Regions from separate parts of the Homo sapiens genome. Here region 2 is linked to region 1. A link is an interaction called in ENCODE POLR2A ChIA-PET data of the cell type or tissue named here. Cell type or tissue: PC-9. All regions are shown on one strand.

Region 1 (5,000 bases):
ATATTGTTTCCATGGTGATTAGGTAACTTTGATCATTTATTGGAGGCCTCTTTGTAAATAAGGAAGCGAAAATGAGGAAAAGGGAGACCGTCCCATTAAAGACCTGATTCGTAGCATTCTAATTGGAGTTTTTAAAGGGCCACTGGGCTTTAAGACTTGCTATTTCAGAAGTGCAAAGTTGCATATACCTCATGCCAGAACCATTCCCTTTTCAATTTACTGAAAAATTTCAGCCAAATCCTCCCCTCCCAGTCCCCAAACCCAAAGCCACCATTACGGAGCCTTGCAAACTAAGCAATTAAAATAATAGATCTCAAAGCAGCGTGAGTAGTCAGAGAGTATTGCCCTATCATTTTACTGAAGAGGAAACTGAGGCTCAAAGAGGACGAGTGAGCTAGGTGATGTTGCACCTCAAGTAACTGGCTTCCCCCAGCTGGTCTCCTCTGGTGGATTTAGCAGCTGGGTTTGCACTCTGCTCTGTGGATTGTACTTTGGGTGGGCTCTGACTCTGGCTCACCCACAGAATCACCTGGAGCTTTCTTTTCTTTGTATTCTTTGCTATTAATTATATCGTTAAATTACATTTTTATGTTAAAAATGCAAACAATGGAGATAAAGCTAAAGTCTCTTCATGACCAGCAGTTCCCCTCCCTGTTCCCAGCCCACTTTCCCTACCCCAGTCCCAGCTCCCCAGACACCCACAGTGATATCTCCTGAGTATCCTGTCAGGCCTTTCTCTTTGCCTTAAAGTAGACTTTTATTTGTGCATATATAGCTATGTGATTTTTAACCATGAATGGTATCATACTACACACTATCTCTCGGTAGCTTGCTTTTCACTTTATGTCTGTGAGCCCCTTCTGTGACGAATAGATAGATTATTTTCTTTGTCGGTTTTGACTGTCTGCAGAGTGGTCCATCGTATAGATGGACCATGATTTATTTGGGATGTTCTTTTAAGAAAACACTGAATCAGAAGTAACAGAGGTGGGACCTAGGAGCCTTTATTTTATACTTCCCAGGTATATTAGTTACGGTTCCCCAGAGGGACAGAACTAATAGGATATATGTATATAAAAGGGAGTTTATTCGGGAGAATTGACTCACACAATCACAAGGCAAAGTCCCATGATACGCAAGCTGGGGAAGAGAGAAGCCAGTAGTGGCTCAGTCCAAGTCAAAAGCCTTAAAACCAGAGAAACCAACAGCATAGGCTTCAGTCTGTGGCTGAAGGCCTGAGAGCCCCCGGTGCAAGCCCAAGAGTCCAGAGGCCGAAGAATCTGGAGTCTGATGTCCAACGGCAGGAGGGGCGGGAGGAGGAGCATCTAGCATGGAAAAAGAAGGAAGCCAGAAGACACAGCAAGCAAGGTTATCCTGCCTTCTTCCTCCTGCTTTATTCCAGCCACGCTGGCAGCTGATTAGATGGTGCCCACCCACACTGAATGTAGGTCTTCCTCTTCCAGTGCACCAACTGAAATGCCAATCTCCTCTGGCAACACCCTCACAGACACACCCAGAAATAAGACTTTATCAGCCATCCAGGCATCCTTCAATTCAATCAAGTTGACACCTAATATTAACCACTCTGCCAGCTGATTGAGATGGTCAGTATCAGAAAGATCAGTCTATATGGATCTGAGGAAATTCCCACTGCAGAGCTTTGAGACATGCCTACTTTCTAACTGACTCCTTTATAGTTTTCTCTCCTAGTCCTTCCTAGAATCACTCCTGAATGTGGCAATTATGTGTTCTTTTCTTCATGCATTCATTCAACCCATCTTGATGCCTACAGAGTGCTAGGCACTGTACTAGGCACAAGCATTTCCCGGATCTCACAAGTAGCTTGATGCCATATTATGGTTGGGTGACAGTGTTGTCTAGAAAGAGTCAAACAGACCAAGGTTTGAATCCCAGCCTAGGGGCTTTATACAAGTCTCCTAATCTTACTGGGGCTTGGGTTTCTCATTTATATAACAGTGGGACACGATATGCCTCTTCCAACTGTGGTGAATATGAAATGAAATAATTCATGTCAAGTAATTCAAGCCTAGTGTCCAATACCTAAGATGTCTCCTGCGAAGATTGTCATCATGATTTTTTCTACATTGTCCTTATTATTTTAATGGTGGAACATCTTCACTATATCATATCTGGCTTTCAAACACGAGAGAGAGAAAGATGTTTTAGCTGAGTGCCACACGTACAGCAATCCAAATACTCAGGCTACAGTGACTCCACTGTGTCAGTGGATTATAATGAAATATTAACTGGCATCAGTCCATGAAGTTGCTGTTAGAAAGTAGGAAAGAAGTGTCCAGAGGAAGATCCCCTGGGCCCTTAATTCAAAGTGCAATAGGTTGAGAGGTAAAAACACACACACTTATATGTGTTTTATTACAGTATTATAAGTCCTGCTATTTCTATTTATATGCTGTTCCTTTTCTAAGTCACAGGAAGGCAAACATTGAGTGGTAAGAAGGTATTTGGAAACAAGTTTACAATCAGAATGCTAAAGCAGTAGGTTTAGAATCCTTCATTTTACGATTAAGTCATTAATTATCATAGAGAATGGAAGGACAAAAACAATGACTTCTAAATAAGCAACTGGCCTCTCCAGCTTTGCCCCTGGTGGGACTCTGCCTGTTGCATTGCCCCACGTAGCACTGGACAAGGTGCCATCCCCTGCTATGCAGCAGGTTCTGGGTATGGTCAGGAAAGCCCTTCGTCCTGGCATCCTACAGTTGTGAGCTAGCCCATAAGCAGCGATCTTCTCTTTGAAATGTAAGAGCCTGCCGTCAAGACAGGATGCAGCCCCACAGCGGGAGCACGCTGTCAAGCTACCATTCCAAATGTTTTCCGAATCTGTTTCAGAATCTATGATAACTTGCCGGAAGTTAAAAAGAAAAAAGAAGAACAAAGGAAAAGGGTGATCTTACAAAGTAACAGACTCCGTGCCGAAGTCTTCAAAAAGGTAATGGCCTCGTCACCAGCAGGTGTGATGTGTGTGGTGCACAGATGCCGAATCTCAACTTGACATCTTTGTTTCCCTTTTCCTCTAGCAATTACTGGACCAGCTCCTTCAAAGGAATGCGGTCTAACCACAGGCTGCCCTGCTGACCACACTACCTGGACCTGGGAGGACTTCGAATGCTGGATAAGCCATTAAACTTAGCATTATCTTCATCATGGGAAAACACTTATTTTACTTTCGATTTTTTTTTTCCATAAAGGAAAACATCACTTCCTGAATTACTGACCCAAGCCAAACAGAAACAATAACCCTCGAGAAAATAGGTCAACAATCTGTTGTGGGGAAACCACCTCCATGTAACCCACTGGATACAGTCCCCTTAATGTTTTTGCTTCTAAATTGTACCTTTTGCTTCTGATTTCTTCTCCCCTGCTGTTTCCTGCCCATCAGAGAGGCCTGATACAAGCAAGTTTGTTTACATCCCTGGGGAATCTTTTACATCAAACTTTTGGGATCCAAATCCATCTCCTTTTAAATTTCAATCTCAGCACCTGCCAGTTATGCAAATGCCAAAATGTGGGTCATCATATAGTATATTTGAAACCTTTCTGAACATGTACACCACCCAATGCTAGAGGCTGACTTGGAAACCGGTGGGTGCAATGCCCGAGGCTGTGGAACAATCAGCCCATCTCTTTGTGACCTGGAGCAGTCAGAGGGCCCTCAGTCACCCCGCCCCATTCCTCACCAGAGAAAAGAATCCATTTCTATGGAAGCTCTGACGTAACTTCAGTGTTTTCTACAATACTCCTCCTGCCCCGCCCCATTAAAACAGTTCTTTTGTTAAGAAATAGCCTAATGGTCCAACTTTGCTGTCTGTTCTTCCAAATGTTTATAATACACATTATTTATAAATATGTCTGTTTGGGAAGCTAAGAACAAGCTAGTTTTTACAACACAAATGGAAATAAATGCAATTATTATAAAAATTCAAGTATTTCTCTGTTATATATTCTGTTATGAAGTAGGTGGCCAGGATAGATAACATAAGGTATAAAATGCTGCCCAAGACCCAGCAGGCACCACTGACCTGCTCCGCATCCTCTTCTGCCTCTGACCATCATGGAAGTACTTGTGCTTCTAGATGCTCCAGTGGATAATGTTGCCTCCTAGAGAGCTGGTAAGAGAAAAGCTGGTAAAACCATTGAGAACAAGATTTAGGATCCTGCAGACTCTAAATCTTACTAGGATTCTCCCTGGGAATGAAACAAAAGGTTTAGGGATGAAGCAGGAGCTTGGTGATACCTCTGTCCCTTCCCTGAAGTTGTCACCCTTCCTTCCCTCCTCCCGCTGCTGTACATACTGTCCCCTCTTTCTGAAATGCCTTTCTTTTACATATCTGCTGCAAACTGTTTAAAACTCTACCCTGGGGTTCTCTCCTGACACGTGCCCTCTCTGCCTTGCCCTCCAGTATGAATTAGAGATCTCACATCAGCACACACGGCATCAGACCTGTGCCCTCCTGCCCACGCGAGGGTCTGGCAACACTGTCAAGCGTGGAAGCTGCCTGGTGTCCAGTATTGATTGCTGCTCCCTGGTCTGTGCCCTCAGGCAAGAGTGTCAGTCTGGGTCCAACTAGGAGAGAGAAACCACACAGTCATTTGAATGGAAATGTTTAATATGTTTAATCATTAACCTTAATAGCAGATTAGAGTAGCAAAAGGTTGGCTAGTAAGTTGTAAAGATAGCCCTGAAGAATATAGGTGGGTACAGCAGATGCAAGGAGTCCTAGGAAGAGTCTTCCTCCTAGCCCTGGGCTGAGAGGGAACCACAGTGTCTCGGCAGGTGGTGGAGAAGTTTCTGTGGTGGTGTGCCAATGGAACTTGTTGAGAATCTACAAGTCTTTCTGGAACTTGCCAGAGATCTGCCCTCTAGGATCCACAGAGAACTGTCTCCTTGGTGACACTGCTAAAATACCACCTCAGGGAGGGGGCTGGGGAAGCAGCTGGCCATGAGTGCTGCTGGTCAC
Region 2 (5,000 bases), 95 kb before region 1:
TATTTTATCACAGGTTTCAAAAAATGAGACAACTCATGAGAGAAAAGAAAATGGTCAGATCCGCAATGCATGGAAAAATATCTCTTTATGTGTGTCATCTCCTCAAGACTGTGAGTTCTTCCAAGACAGGGATTCCTTGTGTTCTCTGCATCTTTGCTGTCTCAGCACCCAACTCAGGCCCTCAAAAGTGCTATCTTCTCCATAAATGTTTGCTGCACTGAGATAGTGGCATGATCACATCAGTGCGGTACCCATGAGCGGGGTGCTTTCACGTGCATTATTGTATTTGGCTGTTGTCATCATCCTTGAGTCTGGTGCCCCTGCTCTGTCACCAGGAGAGACCCACACTCCAGCCACAGGGAAAGCAAAGCTGGAACAACCCACCCTGGCTGCCAAGGGCCAGAAGACTGTGCTTCACACTCCAGGGGTCTCAGATTCAGCTAGAGCCCAAGTGACCACAAAATTCAGTAGAATAGGCTTTTAAAATGTCTTTATTATAAACCATAATTTTCTGAGAGAGATGGAAACTATGTGTAAAACTGTATCTAATAACACACTGTTTTTTGAGGGAGCGTTCCATGATAGCACTGTGCTGAGCCCATGAAAACCTTTATTTGCCTCATTTAATAATTCCCAGCCCAACAAAGCCTATGCCAGCCTCTCTCTTACAGAGGAACAAACAGAGGCCAGGAGGTTACGTGGCTCGTCCAAGGCTAGACAGCATTAAAATGTGGTGGCACCAAGAGTCAACCTGGACCAGGCGTCAAAACTCAAGCTGTTCTACTTTTACCTTCTCCTAATCATGTACAGTGATTATTCATATTGCAAACTCGCAGCTTTAGTCTTACTGGAGGGGTGACACCTGGTAAGAGACTTAAATGGAGCTCAACTTCCTCATCTGTAAAATGAGTAGTCATAGTGCCCTCTCCACAAGGTCATTTCTTCCATTAAAGGAGATAACACCTGTCCAGCGTTTAGCAGGTGTGTGGCTCATGATAAACGTGCAATGCGTTTTAGCCATTATGACATGACGGAGACACTGACCAGACGCAAGGGGCTTGAGATTATCCAGTGAAATTTACATTTGTCTTGTGTTTGTGAAACTGCTTACAAAGCCACTATGCATTTATGTAATGACTGAGGCTTTATCCCAGGAGATAAAATGGCTCTCCTTATAAAATTGTGTATTTCATTGGAAAGGCAATAAGTTATGCAGTTTCTCACATTTCCCCTTTTGCTTCAGCAGTGGGGAACTCACCCTGTAGTTGTGATTCATCTGTACCAGTGCCATCTCTTTTTTTGTTTGTTTGTTTGTTTTTGAAATGGAGTTTCACTCTTGTTGCCCAGGCTGGAGTACAATGGTGCTATCTTGGCTCACCGCAACCTCTGCCTCCCAGGTTCAAGCGATTGTCCTGTCTCAGCCTCCCAAGTAGCTTGGATTACAGGCATGCGCCATCATGCCTGGCTAATTTTGTACTTTTAGTAGAGATGGGGTTTCTCCATGTTGGTCAGGCTGGTCTCGAACTTCTGACCTTAGGGGATCCACCCACCTTGGCCTCCCAAAGTGCTGGGATTACAGGCATGAGCCACCACGCCAGGCTGCCGGTGCTATCTTTAGCCCAGGCTTTTGGGTTTGAGTCAATGACTTCTCCAGCTCATTATGTGCTTTTTTTAAAAGTCAGTTTTACTGTTTTTAAACTGCATTATTAACTATAAGCTACCTCAAATTTGGTTGGGTATAAATTATAAAACAATGCTCATTATAATTTAGTGTCAAAGATATTTCACTAAATTGAAAACCAATCAGTCTTATAAGAGCTTGCATGGTAAACTGTTATATTGCTCAATTTTCTACATAAACCATTTGTAAAAAAATTGGTAACAAGTAGATTAATCACCAGTGTGACGTTATCTGGATGTATTTTAATACTAAGAAAACTTTTAAATAACTCTCATGCAAACTTGTTTTACTCATCAAAGAAGCCTCAAATGTAAACATCAAAGAGACGATTGCTGCTAACAAGAAATGTCACAAGGTGGGCTTGTATGCCACCTCCCCTGGTTGCCCTGTAAACATTCCGGTGACTTCATTACATATAGAGCTTTGAGGTTCTTTGGCCGAGGCTGGAAGGTGGAAGCCTGACTCATTCTGAGCCTAGCCACAGAGGTAAACTCCGGACATTTTTTTCTTTCATGTCGCCAAATACATCCTTGTCATTAAAAGACCTTTGAAACTGAGTAAAATGGCTTTGAAACCTCAGTAGAATATGCTCAAACTGTCTGGAGAAGGTATGTTCTAATTTTTTTCCACAGATATAACCCTTATTAAAATATAAAGTAATCTGTTCATTCTGTCCACGCTGAGTATCTTCTGGGCCCAGTACTGTATGAGGCCCCAGGGGAAAGGAGATGAACCAGGTATCTCTAAAGACCTGGGCCAACTTGGGGAGACACTCAGGAACAGATCATTACACAACAGCATGAAAAGGATGCACGGTAGCGCCTGTTGGGGGCGCTGGTGTGGGCTGGCTGAATAGTGTTCTGAAAAAGATACGTTCCAGGCCTAACCCCTGATCCCTGTGAATGTGACCTTATTGGGATAAGGGCCATTTGGATAAGGACCTTTGCAGATGTCATGGAGTTAAGATGAGGTCACACTGGAGTAGGGTGGGGCTTATGTCCAATGACTGGTGTCTTTATAAAGGAGAGAGTTTTGGAGGCACATTCAGGGAAGATGGCCATGTGCAGGTGGAGGCAGAGATTAGAGAGGGGCTGTCCCAAGCCGAGGGACACAGAGGATGCCAGACACCACGGGACACTGAGAAGGGCAAGGAAGGGTCCTCCCCTAGGGCCTTCAGAGGGAGCACGGTCCTGACACCTGGATTTCTGGCCTCCAGAACTGGGAAGGAGTAAATCCCTGTTGTATCCAGCTGCTCCCTTTGTAGTCACTTTTCACAGCAGCGCTGGGAACGAACGCAGGCACCAATCCAGCTTGGGGGCCATGTGGGGTAGCAGCGGATCGGGACTTCCTTCTAAGAGAAGCGATCTTGAGCCGTGTCACGGGTGAGGAGTTAGGAGTTAGCTCAGTGGGGAAAAGGTGAAGGCAGCACTCACGGTCATCAAGCCAGCCCCTGTGGGAAGCAGGCTGGGTTTAAGGATTTCTAACCTGGGCTCCTTGAACTCCCAGGGTCCCCCTACATGTGTGCTTCAATTTTGCACCTTTTCTTGGGGAGAAACGAATCCCTTGCATTTGAGTTTTGGAGGACCATGTGGCCTTCACGGTCACAAACTGGCAATGTCAAGAAGGTTTGGCAGGACCGGCTGGGAGATGAGGCTGGTGGGGTCACCAGCTTGATTGTGACCTTGCTGACACCAGCAGGGCAGGGAGGTGAACTGACGCAATGGAGCAGAGCCTTTGTCTCAGGAGCAAACCAGCCTTGGCTTTCAGTTGGATGTTGGAGGTGAGGGGGAGGGTGCAGAGTGGGCGCCTCTGTTTCTGATGAGGGCAACAGGAGGGTGGGGAGGATGTTGCCCCAGATGAAGTCAGGCGTTTGGTTTTTGCTCAACCACTGGCCAAGGCGATGACACAGGAGGAAGAAAGGACAGAGAACCATGAGGGGGCTTGGTTTCCTTTTGCAAAAGCTGTTTGAGGCAACTTGGAGGCAGCCGGCCTCTGAGGCGGTGCTCACGGAGGGGATCTGGCCTCTCCTCGGCTGGATTGGTCCCTCAGGTTTGGGAAGAGGGCACAAAGGCAGGACAGAGAAATGTCAAGGAGGAAACCCCCAAAAGAAAGTAAGACACACTAGCCAAGAGGAAAAAGACAGGAGACCAGAAGTTGAAGACAGGAAGACTTCCCAGAGAAACTGTGTAGTCAATAGCGCCAAATCACACCAAGATGATTAGCTGAATTTAAAGCTGAAAAGTGATTCTCTCTGAGAAACATCTGTTTTAAAATATTAACAGAGAGTATTTTTAAAAGGATGGTGAAAATTCAGAATAAACCTTGACTTCCATAAGACTACAAATAAGAGAAGGCATTTAAAAATCCAAGAAGTAAGAATTTGAGTGCCCCTTCCCTGCCTCTGACACTAATGATGTAGGTAGGAGAGTAAGTGTAATTATTAAACAGACTGAAGGCCTCTGGGCATTTGCCATTTGCACATTTCTTGGGTGGATCGATTCATGAGGCAATACATGATGGTGCTTGTCTGCTACTTTTGTAGAGATAAGCCAAGCGGTATTGGGCAACAGATTGGAATTAGACATAATTTTTAACCATATTCTATGCTTCACCCAATATTCTACTTGCTATTCTCCAAATAGGCTGGGTTTTTCTGCTTTCATACTTTATCTTAAGCCATTTCTGCCTGTCCCTTTGACTGTGGCTTGGGCTATGCCACCATCCCTCTCCACTCTGTTCACCTTTATCTAAACCCAACCCCATCTGACAAGGCCATGTCAAGTGTCTCCTCCCTCCCACCAACTTTTCCTGGTTCCCTCTGCTGGAAGGGCTCTGTCCGTGGCTTATCAAGGCTGGGGATAGCAAAGCCGTGACTTTCTCTTAGAGTTGCTGGAAAAAGAAAGCATCTCTCCCACCTTTATCTCTCAGCTCAGGGCCCCACACACCCTGAGCACTGCCTAAATTCCTGCTCAGTTGGATTCTGTTGCTGAAACACACACCGCCCTCCAGGCAGAAAACCGGGATTCTGGAAGTACTTGACTCAGGGCCTTGTGGTGTGTTCAGTCATGGTGGTTGTAGTCTCTGGGAAGGGGCTGAAAGTGGGGAATGGTTTTGGATGTGTGGTTCAGGCGGATGGAGACAGCAGCGGGTGCAATCCTTCCAGTCATCTTAGGAGAGAAGAGCTCTTAGCACCTACTAGTGAGCACACACACTCCCTGGGCACAGAGGGCAGGCGTGCTGGGCAGCAAACACAAGTGAGTCATGAACCAGCAATAACTTTGGGTGGTTAATTGAGCTGGTTTTTAATTACTTTCAAAAT

Evidence for each region. ChIA-PET counts read pairs that join two places held together with the same protein. Peaks named below come from ENCODE experiments on the same cell type or tissue, not always from the same donor. Only the 100,000 strongest peaks of a DNase experiment are listed, where the experiment ranks them.
Region 2: POLR2A ChIA-PET joins it to region 1 with 8 read pairs; 2 of 35 experiments call an interaction of 5 or more read pairs at or near these places.

Annotation. Positions count from the first base shown.
Region 1 is chr10:126,423,962-126,428,961 of GRCh38, reverse strand. C10orf90 (chromosome 10 open reading frame 90) reads left to right here. Exons shown (of 10, transcript NM_001350921.2): 9 at 2,872-2,971; 10 at 3,060-3,965. The coding sequence ends at 3,098. LOC112267914 (a long non-coding RNA gene) reads right to left here and starts at 4,913. Exons shown (of 3, transcript XR_001747635.3): 1 at 4,484-4,913; 2 at 4,062-4,148; 3 at 989-1,325. It overlaps LOC728158 (a long non-coding RNA gene), which reads right to left and starts at 3,032. Exons shown (of 7, transcript NR_148989.1): 1 at 2,937-3,032. RefSeq lists an enhancer at 2,648-3,847. In PC-9, no CTCF peak of the experiment used is centred here; no DNase peak of the experiment used is centred here.
Region 2 is chr10:126,518,588-126,523,587 of GRCh38, reverse strand. All of the region lies in intron 2 of C10orf90 (chromosome 10 open reading frame 90), which reads left to right. Among named protein-coding and RNA genes, the nearest start is that of LINC00601, 99 kb to the right of the region's middle. RefSeq lists an enhancer at 1,380-2,579. In PC-9, no CTCF peak of the experiment used is centred here; a DNase peak (open chromatin) is centred at 2,067; H3K27ac peaks cover 334 bases.